Linked DNA regions of Homo sapiens: region 2 is linked to region 1. Evidence: chromatin loops called from intact Hi-C (ENCODE). Cell type or tissue: endothelial cell of umbilical vein. All regions are shown on one strand.

Region 1 (8,000 bases):
GCACTGCACCTGGTCCAGGTTTCTTCTTAAATGTTCCCTCCTGACCACCTGTCTAGAATGGCTCCATCTCTTTACCCTGATTTTATTGTTATCAAGTATGTAAGTCTGTATTCATTTCATTTCCCATTGCTGCCGGAGTAACTACCACACGCTTAGTGGCTTAAAACAAAAGAGATGCATTCTCTTACAATTCCAGAGGTCATAAGTCCAAAGTGTCTAAAGTGGGCTAAAGTCAAAGTGTCAGTAGAACTGATTCCTTCTGGAGGCTTCAGAGGAGGCTCTGTTTCACCCTTGTTTCCAGCTTTAAGATGTCACCTGCCTACCTTGGCTGGTGGCCGCATCCTCCATCTTCAAAGCCAACAGTCGCCTGCATCATCCTGACCTCCGCTTCATGTACTCACCCTCCTTCTCTGACTGACTCTTCTGTCTCCCTCTTATGGGTGATCAAGGTGATCTTTGTGATCACCTGGAGCCCCCTCGGGTAATCCAGGATAATCTCCTCATCTCCAGATCATCCACTTAATCCATCTGCAAAGTCTGTTCTGCCACGTGAGGTCACATATGCACGGGGTCTGGGGATTGGGACATGGACATCTTTGGAGAGGGGGTATTATTCTGTGTACTCAAAAATCGCGGCATATTCAGTGATTTGCTCGTTTATTGTGCCTGCCTCTGCTAGACCATAAGCTCCATGAGGAACAAAACATGACCCTGTCAGGGTCACCATTGTATCCCCAATGCCAGGGACGATGCCTGGCACATAGTAGTTGATCAGTAAACATTCACTGAGGACTGGCCTGGTGCGGTGGCTCACGCCTGTAATCCCAGCACTTTGGGAGGCCAAAGTGGGCAGATCATGAGGTCAGGAGATCGAGACCAGCCTGGCTGACACAGTGAAACCCCGTCTCTATCAAAAATACAAAAAATTAGCCAGGCTTGGTGGTGGGCACCTGTAGTCCCAGCTACTCAGGAGGCTGAGGCAGGAGAATGGCGTAAACCCGGGAGGCAGAGCTTGCAGTGAGCCGAGATCGTGCCACTGCACTCCAGCCTGGGCGACAGAGCGAGACTGTCTCAACAAAACAAAACAAAGCAAAACAAAACCATTCACTGAGGACAAATGTTCCAAGGACAGAAAAATTCATGCTCTTATGAACAAGTGATTTACAGTAACAGAAACCGTTTTGAAATTGGCATTGCGTTTTACACTGATTAAGAGACGGACTCTGGAATACACACTTGTCATAGTTCAAATCTCTGCTCTGCCATTCACTAGCCGGGCAACCTTAGGCAAATCGTACTTTCTCTGTGCCTCGATTCCTTATCCGTGAAATGGGGATAGTTACAGTAGTTGTCTCATAGAATGTTAGAAGGATTAAATGAATTAGTACATACAAGGCAGTTAGAACTCTGCCAGGCGCAAAGGAAGTGCTTCATAAGCGTTAGCTTTCATTGTCATTGTTAATATTATTCTGCAAATATCTGAAATGATATTTAACAAAACATGATGCAAACCCAAGCATAGGGGATTCGTTTGTAGTTCCAAATAGATTAAACATCTCAGCAACACTTTGGAAGATTCTTATTGTCTCCACCTTGAGCTCACCATGAACTCAAGGAGCGAGAGAATACAGTCCGTACAAGTTGTGAATCCTGAAAATCTGAGACAGGTCTCAGATTTTTCAGAAAGTTTATTTTGCCAAGGTTGATGACGTGTGCCCGTGACACAGCCTCAGGAGGTCCTGACGATGTGTGCCCAAGGTCAGCAGAGCACAGTTTGGTTTCGTACATTTTAGGAAGGCATGAGACATCAATCAACATATATAAAATGAACATTGGTTTGGTCTGGAAAGGTGGGACAACTCGAGCGGGGAGGGGGCTTCCGGGTCAAAGGTAGATAAGAGACAAACGGTTGCATTCTTCTGAGTTTCTGATTAGCCTCTCCAAAGAAGGCAATCAGCTGTGCATTTATTTATTTATTATTATTATTATTATTATTATTATTATTATTATTTGAGATGGAGTCTTGCTCTGTTGCCCAGCCTGGATTGCAGTGGCGTGATCTTGGCTCACTGCAACCTCCACCTCCCAGGTTCAAGTGATTCTCCTGCCTCAGCCTCCCGAGTAGCTGGGACTACAGGTGCCCGCCACTAAGCCTAGCTAATTTTTTTGTATTTTTAATAGAGACAGGGTTTCACCATGTCAGCCAGGATGGTCTCAATCTCCTGATCTTGTGATCTGCCCGCCTCAGCCTCCCGAAGTGCTGGGATTACAGGCGTGAGCCACCGCACCCCGGCCAGATATGCATTTATCTCAGTGAGTAGAGGGTGGGTTTGAATAGAATGGGAGTCTGGTGGGCTCTAAGCAGTGCCCAGCTGGACTTTTCCCTTTAGCTTAGTAATTTTGGGGGCCCCAAGATTTATTTTTCTTTCACGAACTCATTTCAAAACTGAGTCTGGATTTCATTCTCCTAGCTTGACAAATTCAGCTGCCAAATTGCTGATTAAAAGCAGATTTCCTTCTTAAAGGGGAAAGCCATGGTTTTTTTCTGAAAGGAGAGGAGAAAGCCTTATCGTTTCTGTTTCATAAAAGGAAACTTTCATGAACTGCTTCCTGGCTCCTCTGGTTATGGAGTGAAATTCATTGCAATTTCTTAGGATCTCTACCCGGGCCACCCACAGAGGGCTCTTGAACAACATGCAGGCTGCAGACACATCTGGCCTGTCTCGTAGAGTCTGGACTTTTTTGTTTGCTTGTTTGTTTGTTTGAATGGATCACGAGCATTAAAAGGTCAAGAGATTGCAAGTTTCTCTTGAAAAGGCCACGGTATCAGTCAATATCACGCCTGCATTCCCACGTGGCCATAATCCAGCATCAGCAGGTGCTGAGTGGCCACCCCGGGGGCACCCTGTGGTTTTCCTTGGCCCACACACAGTCAGCTTCCCTCATTTATACTTCCTGCCTGGCCCCAGGAGGTGGCTGAGTTTGTGACCTCGGTGGAGAAAAAAGCATGGACACACAGAGACATGGATATAAAGAGATCAGAGGGAAAGAAAGTCACAAATAACGAAACAACACCACAAAAGGAGTCATCCATCACCCTGACCATGAACATCATCATCATAGCTACTCTTGTAACGTACTTTATCTTGTGCCAGGCATTATTCTAGGCTCTTTGTAAATGTGAACTCATTTAATCTCCATGAGGTGGGAACTATTATCACCCTCACTTTATAGATTTAAACAAAGAGTCACAGAGAAGCTCCCGGGTTGTTTGCAGAAAACAGCGGGCAGGTGAGAGCGCTGGGCTGGGCACTCCCCAAGCTCGGAGCAAGTGCGCCTACAACTGTGCAATACTGCCACCTAGTGGAGCCGGAGAGACATACTCGGGGAGGACTAAAGGTTGTGGGCCCAGGGTTCTCTTGCGCCAGTCACCCTGGGCCGCAGCATCCGGCTCAGGATCCAGAAACGGGAGCAGAGGTGGCAGGAAGCAGGGCTGGCCGCCACCAGAGCTTTCCACCTGGGGACACCAAGTCATGGTCCTGACTTTGGGTCTCTCAGATGTAAAGGGAGGGGTTCAAGCGTGACATCAGGCGAGGGCTGAGTGTCTGGCCTCATGGTCGGCTTTCCTCAGCTGAGGATAGCGACATCGCATGGGTTTATGTGAAGTTTCAATGGGGACGTCCACACAACACGTTGGACACACAAGAGCCCGGCAAATGGTATCTCCAATTATTGCTATGAATACAATGAAGTCACATGGTGACCTTGGTTGCCCTTCGCCATCTCCCGCTCCGCTGTGCACCCATATAGTCAAATAACAACCATGCAGATAATAATAATAATTAACTTCTCACATAATTGAGTGGCTATAGTCATTTTTTAAAAATAGAGACAGGGTCTCACTACGTTGCCCAGGCTGGTCTTCAACTCCAGGCCTCAAACCGTCCTCCCACCTCGGCCTCCCAAGTGCTGGGATTACAGGTGAGTCACTGCACCCAGCAGATTCTTTAACTTGAGTTGTTGTACTTAATATTATAGGATAAAATCATAAGCCTGTCTTAAAAAAAAAATGGTGCAGGGCCGGGCATGGTGGCTCATACCTGTAATCCCAGCACTTTGGGAGGCAGAGGTGGGCGGATCACCTGAGGTTGGGAGTTTGAGACCAGCCTGACCAACATGGAGAAACCCTGTCTCTACTAAAAATACAAAATTATCCAGGCGTCGTGCTGCATGCCTGTAATCCCAGCTACTCCGGAGGCTGAGGCAGGAGAATTGCTTGAACCCGGGAGGCAGAGGTTGCGGTGAGCTGAGATGGTGCCACTGCACTCCAGCCTGGGCAACAAGAGTAAAACTCCATCTCAAAAAAAAAAAAAAAAAAAAAAAGTGCAGATCCCCAGCGCTCTCACCTGCCACTCTGTTGTCTGCAAACAATCAATTTCTGAATTGATTTCTTTCCCCATTTGAAAAGGAAATCAGCTTTTCTCCGCAAAATTCTCACTGGCTAGATTTGTTAGATTGGGGAAAGGTGAGAAGAAAGCAAATCTTTGTTTGGTTCCACACTTACTGAAGTGGGAGAACACTGCCGCTAATTGGTAACACATGCTAAGTGTGTGTGCTGTACCATAGTCTTAAGGGATTTGCAGGAATGAACTTGTTTATATTCCCAGCCACCCTAGGAAGTTGCTACTGTTTCTATCGCCACTATAAATAGGAAGAAACTGAGGCAAAGGGAGATTAAAGTTATTTTCTAAGTCAAGGTGCCATGGTTCACACCTTTAATCCCACCTTTAATCCTGGGAGGCGAGGAGGGAGGATTGCTTTAGTCCAGGAGTTCGAGGCCAGCCTGGGCAATATAGTGAGACCCTTTCTCTATTAAAAAAATTTTTTAAGTCATTTTCCAAGGTCACACAGTAAGGAGCAGCCAGGTTTGGACACAGGGACTCTGGCACAAGTGTGTGTGTGTAACATCATTTCTATTTAATTTTTTGAATAGAAAATATTTTCGGCCAGGCACTATGGCTCATGCCTGTAATCCCAGCATTTTGGGAGGCCAAGGTGGGTGGATCACTTGAGGCCAGGAGTTCAAAACCAGCCTGGCCAACATGGCGAAACCCTGTCTCTACTAAAAATGCAAAAGTTAGCTAGACATAGTGATGCGTGCCTGTAATCCCAGCTACTTGGGAGGCTGAGGCAGGAGAATCGCTTGAACCTACGAGGCGGAGGTTGCAGTGAGCTGAGATCGCGCCACTGGACTCCAGCCTGGGTGACAAAGTGAGACTCCATCTCAGAAAAAAAAAAAAAAAGAAGAAAATATTTTTACATGGTAAAAAAATATGTTTATAAAAAATACAGAGTGATAAACCTCCACCTAACTTTGTTCCCCAACCTGTCCTGTCTTCATCCCTCTTCAAAACACAAAAACTAGAATATGTTTTTTTGGATCATCTTCCAGGATTTTGTGGCACAGGGACAGATGCATACAAAGATGTGTTTTTATTTTTTTTTCTCTTGCCTTTAGCCACCAGGCTGGGTTTCGCACCAAGAAACGTGTCTCCCGGAGCTTAGACCACTTGGTGAATTCTCTTTCTTGTTATCAGAATTGAAGACCTGTAATGCCTGGTTAGTGTCAAGGTTTGTGAAACACTGTTTGGATAATTACACAAGTTATAAAACAATAGCTGGTGTGAAAATTACAGATGATTCATAATTACACATATGGCTGTCAAGCTTTCTGCTAGAGAGTCTTTCAGCCTGCGAGAACTCAGTGGGAGGAACTTTTTTTTTTTTCCTAAAGGGATCTCATTGCTCATTCTGCAATGATTAGAGCTGGCCAGAAAATAGACACTGGCAATACAGCAAATAAAGTCGAAGGGAAAATGCAATCAGAGAGATCTAGGAGGACGACAATATTTTTTACTGAGCACTTCCGATATGCCAGACACATTTTTATTATGACATTTTATTTTGAAACAGTTCAAAACTCACAAAAATTGCAAACTAGTGCAATAATGCCCATGTACCCTTCATCCAGATTCTCCCAATGGTAACATTTTTTATAAGGATAGTACACTGTCAAAACTAGGAAAACATCGTTGATACCATGCTGTTAACTCACATAGAGACCTTATTTGGATTTCATCATTTTTTACATCTCTCTCTCTGTCTCTCTCTCCACCCCATCCCCACCATCTGTTTGTCTCTGTTTCTCTCTGTCTCTCTTTTCATGTATCTAGTTCTTATAGCTCTATAGATAAAGGTAACCATCACCACAGTTGGGATACAGAACTACTTCATCACCATAAAGAAATTTTCAGGCTGGGCGTGGTGGCTCATGCCTGTAATCCCAGCACTTTGGGAGGCCGAGGTGGGCAGATCATCTGAGGTCAGGAGTTCGAGACCAGCCTGGCCAACATGGTGAAACCCCGTCTCTACTAAAAATACAAAAATTAGCCGGGCGTGGTGGCGCACACCTGTCATCCCAGCTACTCAGGAGGCTGAGGCAGGAGAATCGCTTGAACCCGGGAGGTGGAGTTTGCAGTGAGCCGAGATCATGCCACTGTACTCCAGCCTGGGCAACAGAGCAAGGCTCCATCTCAAAAAATAAAATAAAATAAAATAAAAAATAAAATAAAATAAGGGAAATATTTTTAAATTGCAATTTTAAAGATATTTTAAGTTCTGTGGACTATATGGTTTCTGTTATCAACCAGTCAACTCTGCTTCATCGAACAACTCATACTCAATACATACATGAATAAGCATGGCTGTGTTCCAATAAAACTTTATCTACAAAAGCAAAACAAAACAAAACAAAAGACCACCTTTGAGTTGGTCACAAACTTTGTGAAACATCATTGAGTCAGTTGCGTAAGTTATACAACAGTGACTAAGTGTGAGAACTAGTGATGACTCCCTTCATTGTTATCAGTGGAGATAGATGATGCAGACCTGGCTTATTTCTTAAGGTGCACTGTTTCAAAAAGCTACAAAAACTCAGGACAAGCTCCTAATTGTGAAGATGAACAATTTCACTCATCTTGGTCTACTGCCTTGCAGGGGTGTTTTGGTAGAGTGGTTTCTCGACAGTTTTTCTTGAAACCCAAATCCAAATCCAAAGCTTTGCTGAGTAATCCATTATCCTTGAAACAACCCCGTGAAGTTGTACTATTATTCTTGCATTTGTACTATTATTCTTGTATTTTGGCTCGGAAGACTGTGTGCCTAGCTGCTCTGCTATCCTGTCTCTGTCCAGCACACACATACACACACACGCACGCGCGCACGCACACAAATGTCAACATTGGTTTCCTCTGGTTGGTGAGATCATGGGGTGTTTTTTCATTTTTGTTTTTTGAGACAGAGTCTTGCTCCTTCGCTCAGGCTGGAGTGCAGTTTTGTGATCTCGGCTCACTGCAACCTTCACCTCCGGGGTTCAAGTGATTGTTCTGCCTCAGCCTCCCCAGTAGCTGGAATTACAGTCTCCCACCACCATACCTGGCTAATTTTTGCATTTTTGTTAGAGACAGGGTTTCACCATGTTGGCCAGGCTGGTCTCGAACTCCTGGCCTCAAGTGATCTGCCCACCTTGGCCTCCCAAAGTGCTGGGATTACAGGCGTGAGCCACTGCACCTGGCCCAGGCTGGGGTTTTTATTATCAGAAACTGCTAGACTTTTTCCCGAAGCGGTTGAACCATTTGACACTCCCTTCAACCAGGTATGAGAGTTCGAGGTGCCCCACGAAGTGTGCAACATCTTGGCGTTTTCATCTTATTTATTTTTATTGAATTTATTGTAGTTTTTTGTTATTTAGTTTTTATTTCATAATCATAAACTTAACTCTGCAATCCAGCTAGGCATGGAAGGGAACAAGGAAAACATGGAACCCAAAGGGAACTGCAGTGAGAGCACAAAGATTCTAGGATACTGCAAGCAAGTGGGGTGAAGGGGTTCTCTCCCAAGCTACAGAAGGAATGGTCTGGTCGTTAAGATAAAATACAAGT
Region 2 (8,000 bases), 320 kb before region 1:
GCCCATGGATCAAGAAGTAATTTTAATTTTCAGGTCTTATTATTTCAGCAATACACTTCATAAGGGCATGGCTGCCATAGATAGTGATTCCTCTGATGGATCTCGTCAAAGCCCATTGGAAACCTTCTGGAAAGGATTCACCATTCTAGATGCCATTAAGAACATTTGTGATTCATGGGAGGGGGTCCAAAATCAACGTTAACAGGAGTTTGGAAGAAGTTGATTCCAGCTGTCATGATGACTTTGAGAGAAGTTCAAGACCTCAGTGGAAGAAGTCACAGCAGATGTGGTGGAAATAGCAAGGGAACTGGAATTTGAAGTAGAACCTGAAGATTCTACTACTGAATTGACTGAATTGTGGCAATCTCATAATAAAATTTGTACACATGAGGAGTTGCTCCTTATGGATGAGGAAAGAAAGTGGTTTCTTTTTTTTTTTTTCTCTAAGATGGAGTCTTGCTCTGTCACCCAGGCTGGAGTGCAGTGGTGTGATCTTGGCTCACTACAACTTCTGCCTCCCAGGTTCAATCGATTCTCTTGCCTCAGCCTCCTGACTAGCTGGGATTACAGGAGCACACCACCCTGCTAATTTTTGTATTTTTAGTAGAGAAGGGGTTTCACCAGGTTGGTCAGGCAGGTGTCGAACTCCTGACCTCGTGATCTGCCTGCCTCGGCCTCCCAAAGTGCTGGGGTTACAGACATGAGCCACTGTGCCGGCCAAGAAAGTGGTTTCTTGAGATGGAGTCTACTCCCGGTAAAGATGCTGTGAACATTGTTGAAATGACAAACAAAAGATTTAGAATATTACATAAACTTAGTTGATAAAGCAATGGCATGGTTTGAGAGGACTGACTCCAATTTTAAAACAAATTCTACTGTGGGTAAAATGCTATCAAACAGCATGCATACGTATCTATGTTTGTATAGAACAATTGGAACATGTCGACATCATTCTTGAAATATATTTTCACTGGCTGGGCATGGTGACTCATGCCTGTAATTCTAGGATTTTGGGAGGCCGAGGCTGGTGCATCGCTTGAGCTCAGGAGTTGAAGACCAGCCTGGCCAACATGGTGAAAACCTGTCTCTACTAAAAATACAAAAATTAGCTGGGTGTGGTGGCGCGTGCCTGTAGTCCCAGCTACTCAGGAGGCTGAGGCAGGAGAACTGCTTGAACCCGGGAGGCAGAGGTTGCAGTGAGCTGGGATCATGCCATTGCACTTCAGCCTGGGTGACAGAGTAAGACTCCATCTCTCTCTCTCTCTCTCTCTATATTATATATTATAATATTATATATATTATATATTATATTATATATTTTATATATAATATAATATATATAATATATAAAATATATAATATATATTTTATATATTATATGTATTTTACTGGATATTAAATATATATATTATATATATATTTTACTGGATATTAAATTGACAGTTATTTTCTATCAGCACGTTGATCTTATTCTAGATTCCATTGTTACTGATGTAACAATGTCAGTTGTTATGCAAATTATTTATTTTTTTAAAAGCCAGTCCAATTTAGCAGTAAGAGGTTGTATAACAACTCGCAGTGAATTTCTTTTTTAAGACAAGGTCTCACTCTATTGCCAAGGCTAGGATGCAGTGGTGCAGTCATGGCTCACTGCAGCCGCAACCTCTTGGGCTCAAATGATTCTCCTGCCTCAGCCTCCTAAGTGAGTAGCTGGGACTACAGGCTGTGCCACCATGCCTGGCTAAGTTTTTAAAAAAATTTTTGTAGAGACAGTCTTGCTATGTTGCCTAGGCTGGTCTCAAACTCCTGGCCTTAAGCAATCCTCCTGCCACAGAGGCTTCCCAGAGTGCTGGGATAACTGATGTGAGACACCACACCTGGCCCTCCAACTATTGATCTTTTAAAGGACATCTGTCTTTTTTCTCTAGCTGCTGATGAGATCTCTTTGCCTTTAGTGTTCTGCAAACATACTGCCGCGGGTGCGACTGCTGGGGCCGGTGTCGCGGTCATTAAAGGAATTTACCGAGACAGTCATAGCTAAAGAAAAGCAGATTTATTGGAGAAAGTATGAAGATACATTGCAAGGTTGCAATGGGCTGCACAGCAAAGAAGCGGCTGTTTGCAAAGAGGCAGGGGCTAGAGGGATGAGTTTATGCTGCTGAGGTTACATGCGGAGTGAGGTATTTGGGAGCAGGATGTTGTGCCAGCCTGTTGTCTGTGATTAGTCATCTCTCAGAACAATTGTTTTCCCCAACCTGGGACCCCTTCCTTTTTGCTTACTTATTTTGTCAGGACTCCACGCATATTAATACAATGATGTTTCTAAGTGTAGATTTCTTTATACTTATGATTCATTAGGCTTCTTGAATCTTTGAATTAGATTCTCTCCTCAATTTTGGAAAATTTGAAAAATCCGCCATTATTTTCTTAAATATTCTTTCTGCCATATTCTCTTTATCCCCTCTTTTGGGACTCAGAATATAGATAAGACTCTCTGTCTTATCTACACTCCATGCCACTTAACCTCTTTTACATGTTTCCTGCTTTGTCTCTTATGGTGAATTGTGGATAACTTCTGTTGATCTATGTTCCAATTCACTATGTCTCTACTCAGCTGTTGCTTTTACTTTTAATCCTCTTTTAGAGTTTTTGTCATTTTCAAAGTACCTAGATAATTTTTTATAGTTTCTCGGTCCCTTGCCATTGCAAAACAATGGCAATCTTATATTTTATATGAACAAACCACACTGTTTTATGTCCCTCTGATAGTTCTAAAATCACAAGGATTAGTGGGTCTGTTTACAGTGTCTCTTATTTCTGCTAGTTCTTGCTCCTGGTACTTTGTGTTCTTGGTTATACCTGCGTGCTGCTCACGTTCCTTGGGAAAAAAAAAATATGTTTACAGGAGTAATTTGAGGCCTTTAATGAAGATTATTTTCACCAGAGAGAATTATCTGTGTGTTGTCATCAAGAGTTTAAAAATACTTCCACTTGGGGACTTTAAGTCCACAACTTGAGGTCTTTTGGACCACCCATGGAATAGGCTGCCAAGTAACAAACCAGGGCCAATTTACTTCTAGTTCCCCCTTACCCTGAGGGCATAGCCATTGCTTTCTCAGCTCAATGTGGACTCCCCACCTTGCTTGGGCCCTAGCTTTTTTTTGTTTTCCTTCCATCTAAGAAGCCATCCAAATAAAAGTTTAAATTTGCCAGGGTTATAAAATTCCCTTAGGGTAGAAGTACTCTGATTACTTCTCTGAGTTCCCAATTTTCCATCAGTTACAGCCTGATAAATCCTGTGAGCCTTCGGTGGTTTTTTTTTAAGTTACAGAAATTCTTTTAGAGATAGGGTCTTGCTATATTACCCATGCTGGAATGCAGTGGCTATTCACGAGCATATTCATTGTGCACTACAGCCTCAAACTCCTGGCCTCAAGGGGTCCTCCTGCCTCAGCCTCCTAGGTAGCTGGGACTACAAGTACAGGCCACTGTGCCAGGCCAATGCCTTCAAGATTTAAAAAAACGCATCCAGCATTTTTAGTTGCTTTTAGTGGGAATGTTGGTCTGAATAACCTAGCCTGCCATTATCAGCAACCTCAATTACTCTGTCCTCTCATCTTTGCTTAATTTCTCTTCTTAGCATTTAACACTACTTGACATTATATATTTATTTGTCCACCAACTAGGCTGAAAGCTGCGTGGGTGCATGTACTTTGTTTGCTGCTGTCGTCTCCCTGGCACCCACAATAATGCCTGGAAAATAGTGAATACTCAATAGTTGTTGAATGAATGAATGAAAAAAGAATGATTTTGCTTAGTGCTTTGTGCCATGGCTACTGTGGGCCAAAGAAAGAGGACTGGGGGATTCAGTGTCAAGATCTTTCAAATCACAATTCCAAATCAAGGTCACAACTTAACCAAACTGGCAGAAGGAACCTCAAGTGTTCTTGGCTTTCAGTACTTCCCAGGTTTAGGTACTGAGCTGAGTGGCAGGTCTCAGCTACCGACGGGTTTGTGGGTTCCCGTCACTCTCTCTGGGTCTTTGCTCAGTTCGCCTATCTTTGCTTTTGTCTGTTGTCGTCACCCTTTACCAAGTCTCAGACAGCTCTGACCCTCTCATTTCCTTTCTTTGCCCTTTCTCTCTATTCATCTCTGTGACTCAGTCTCTGTGTCCTTATCTTTCTCTAGTGGGTCTTGATCATGTACTTCCCGTCACTCTCCTCCCCCATAAGATACAATTCTAATGGTTTCTGACTTTGCCCGCACCCCTAATCTCTAGCTGCAGGATGTCTGACAAGCCATCTTCCATCTACCCCCGCGTCTTGCCTCATGACTTTTCTCTATCACCCCCTTTTTATGTTACCATCCCTTCTGTCTGACGTCACGCTCTCTGCCTTTATATCTTCACCACTCTCTCTCATTGAATGAACTCTGTTATGTTCATCCTGGTAGTGTCACCACAACTGCCCTCCACTCAGAGTCTGTGCATTCTGTTGCCATTCCCCCTGGCTCTGTCTCCTCTCACTCTGAATCCTCCATCTCTGTCCCTTGCTTGGCTTCTGTCTCCTCTATTTCTGTTGGAGCCTCTTTCTCTGAGTTCTACCTTCTATCTCCGTCTCTGTCCCGTCAGCTTCTGTTCCACTTCTCTCTTTGCTATTCTCTTTTCTTTTCTTTCTTTTTGACAGAGTCTCACTCTGTTGCCCAGACGAGGCTGGAGTGCAGTGGTGCGAACACCACGCACTGCAGCCTCCAACTCTCAGGCTCTAGTGATCCTCCCACCTCAGCCTCCCAGGTAGCTAGGACCACAGATGTGTGTCACTATCACCATGCCTGGCTAATTTTAAACATTTTTGTAGGGACACGGTCTCCTTTTGTTGCCCAGGTTGGAGGACAGTGGCATCAACATAGCTCACTGCAGCCTTGACCTCCCTGGCCCAAGTGATCCTCCTGCCTCAGCCTCCCAAATGGCTGAGACCACAGGCGCACAACACCATGCCCAGTGAACTTTTATATGTTTTTTTGTAGAGACAGGCTTTTGCCACGTTGGCCGGGCTGGTCTTGAACTCCTGACCTCAAGTGATCTGCCCACCTCTGCCTCCCAAAGTGCTGGGATTACATTCATGAGCCACCGTGCCCGGCCTGTCTTTGCTATTTGCCACCAGCTCTCTGTGCCCTCTGTGCACTCTTAATCTACTATTGCTTCCTGAATCTCTGATATTGACACCATTATCTCTGCCCCATCCATCTGAGTTTGTTCTCTTTGCCTCACTCGCTGTTGCCTCAGATTTTGTCTCTGGCACCATCTCCATATTTGTCACTTGTCCCCGTATCACTTCTGTTATCTCTGCCATGTGTCTAACACTGTCCACTATATCTTTATAGCCTTTGGGTCTCTGTCTTCTCTGTCTCTATGGCTGTCACCTTCTCTGTGTCGGCCACATCCCCTTATCTCTTTCTCCCCTATCACTGTCCCTTAGTCTCTGTCCCTTCTGTCACAGTCCTCCCTGTTTCTATTACTGTCCCCTTGGTATCTCTCCCATCTTCCTCCTTCCTCTTCTTCCCCTCTCCTTCTCCTTCTCCTTCCCCTTCTCCCTCTCCTCTCCCTCTCCTTCTTCTCTCTTTCTCTCACTTTTTCTTTTTTTTTTTTTCTTTTGTTGTTGTTGCTTTGTGTTTTTTTGACGTAGTCTCACCCTGTCGCCCAGGCTGGAGTGCAGTGACACAATCTTGGTAAACTGCAACCTTTGCCTCCCGAGTTCAAGCGATTCTCCTGCCTCAGCCTCTCCAGTAGCTGGAACTCTCCAGTAGCAGGCACTACAGGCGCCGCCACCAGACCCGCCTAATTTTTGTATTTTTAGTAGAGACGGGGTTTCACCGTGTTGGCCAGGATGGTCCTGAACTTCCGGCATCAAGTGATCCTCCCGCCTTGGCCTCCCAAAGTGCTGGGATTACAGGGGTGTGCCCTCGCGCTCGGCCGTCTCTCGCGTCTTTCTTAGACTCCCTGATCTCTGTCCTGGCCCCCGGGATCTTTGTCTTCGTCCCCTCTCTAGTTCGCTCCCAGCAGATTCACTGTCTTCTCTCTCTGGTCCTCTCCCCTTTGCCTCGGACTGTATCCTCTTCGTCGCTGTTGATCCCACTGCTGCACTGTCCTCGCTGCTGTCTTCTCACAGTCCTGTCGCCATCCCCATCCCCTGCCTCAGTCCCCTGTGCCGTCGGCCGCTCCACCTGTGACCGTGGAGTCTTTTTCTGTCACTTCCGTCTCTGTCACATCCCCTCTGGTCGCTCCTGGTCGGAGGCCCTGCCTCCCTCGCCTCAGGGCCCTTCCCCGCTCCTTCTCTTCCTGTCATCCCTGGCTCCTTCCCAGCGTCTTTCCTTCCTTCTCCGAATCGTCCTCTGCTCCTCTGGGTTTGCGCCTGCTGGGAGCTCTGCCCCTGGGAGCTGTTTCCTCCGCTCAGTCTCTGGGTGTTTCCTAGGGGGTCACATGCTCTTCTAGGCCTGTCCTGGGGCAGAGGGGTCGCCCTGAGGTCCATCAGTCAGTCTGACCATCTCCTTCGAACCTCGAGCCTCTCGCCTCGCCTCGCCTGACGCCCTTTCCCGCCCTTTATCTTTCCCTTCAGGATAAAAAATAAAAAGAGTCGGAAGCATCAGCGCCTAGGGCCCAATCGCCACTCTGGAACAGGTGTGCGCGGCGGGTCCGCGGGCTGGCGGGAGCTCACACGAACTCACGCGCGAGCTCGCAGGCCGCGGCGGCCGGCTGGCGACTAGTGACGTCGCAGGGGCTTGTCCCTGCCTTACTGGCTGCCTTCGACCAGCGCGCGCTTGCTGGAGTAGACGGCCGCGCCTTTCCCAGCGCCAGGGGGCGCTCAGCGCTAGAGCTCACTGACCCTGGGAGCCCTATGGAGAGACTCGTGTCATCCTGGCAACCCTGTCCTACCTGATTGGATACCTGCTGCCGTTCGTTGGATCCATTACTCTGATCGGATGCCTGGTGGGTCAAGGCTTGTACATAACTGGATGCCTGGAAATGTGGATCTACCCTACCTTTGGCATGTCTCTCTCTTAGCGGGATATCTTCCGCAAGCACTGGGGATGTGGACAAGGAAAGTAAATTGAGTCTCCGTTGGGGAGTGAGGGGTGTTGGACGTGGCACGGGAACCCGGCCGGAGTCAGCGGACCCAATTGGCTGCTCTCTCTCAGATACAGTTCCCCTTCCTCCCTCCAGGGGGCGCCATGGAACGCAGGGCCCTCACTGGCTCTGGGGACTGGGTGACGTCAGGGGTGAGCCTCTCGTGATTGGCTCCATCACCCTGCGTAAGATCAAAGGGAAGAAAGGAGAGCCCCGACAGCCGGAGCCATTGTGGCTCCGGCCGATTGCGCCGGCCCTCGGGCCCTCAGGGAGGCGAGGGTGTGAGGGTACAGAGTTCGAGGCCAACTTGGTCCACATTGGTAGGAAAAAAAAAATTTTTTTTATCGTTCCCTATATAACAACAAAACATAAAGGGAGGACGCCTTGATAGGAAGAAATGACATCTTCCTAAGTGTTTTTAAATTACTTCAATGTATCTTTTTTTTTTTTTTTTTTTTTTTGGGAGACTGAGCCTCGCTCTGTAGCCCAGGCTGGAGTGCAGTGGTGTGATCTTGGCTCACTGCAACCTCCGCCTCCTGGGTTCAAGCGAGTCTCCTGTCTCAGCCTCCCGAGTAGCTGGGATTACAGGCCCACGCCACCGTGCCTGGCCAATTTTGGTATTTTTAGTAGAGACGGAGTTTCACCATGTTGGCGAGGCTGGTCTCGAACTGCTGGCCTCAAGAGATCTCGCCCCTTGGCCTCCCAAAGTGCTGGGATTACAGGGGTGTGCCCTCGCGCTCGGCCGTCTCTCGCGTCTTTCTTAGACTCCCTGATCTCTGTCCTGGCCCCCGGGATCTTTGTCTTCGTCCCCTCTCTAGTTCGCTCCCAGCAGATTCACTGTCTTCTCTCTCTGGTCCTCTCCCCTTTGCCTCGGACT

The links. Peaks named below come from ENCODE experiments on the same cell type or tissue, not always from the same donor. Only the 100,000 strongest peaks of a DNase experiment are listed, where the experiment ranks them.
Region 2: it touches region 1 in a loop (6-fold over the local background); 1 of 110 quality-filtered maps calls a loop at or near these places.

Annotation. Positions count from the first base shown.
Region 1 is chr19:50,919,073-50,927,072 of GRCh38, forward strand. It overlaps PPIAP59 (peptidylprolyl isomerase A pseudogene 59), which reads right to left. Exons shown (of 1, transcript XM_047439804.1): 1 at 7,795-8,000. Among named protein-coding and RNA genes, the nearest start is that of PPIAP59, 4.5 kb to the right of the region's middle. In endothelial cell of umbilical vein, a CTCF peak has its summit at 3,381 (motif pointing left); a DNase peak (open chromatin) is centred at 3,349.
Region 2 is chr19:50,597,620-50,605,619 of GRCh38, forward strand. SNAR-F (small NF90 (ILF3) associated RNA F) reads left to right here and starts at 7,344; the gene lies at 7,344-7,466. RefSeq lists a cis regulatory region at 5,360-5,527. In endothelial cell of umbilical vein, no CTCF peak of the experiment used is centred here; no DNase peak of the experiment used is centred here; H3K27ac peaks cover 644 bases.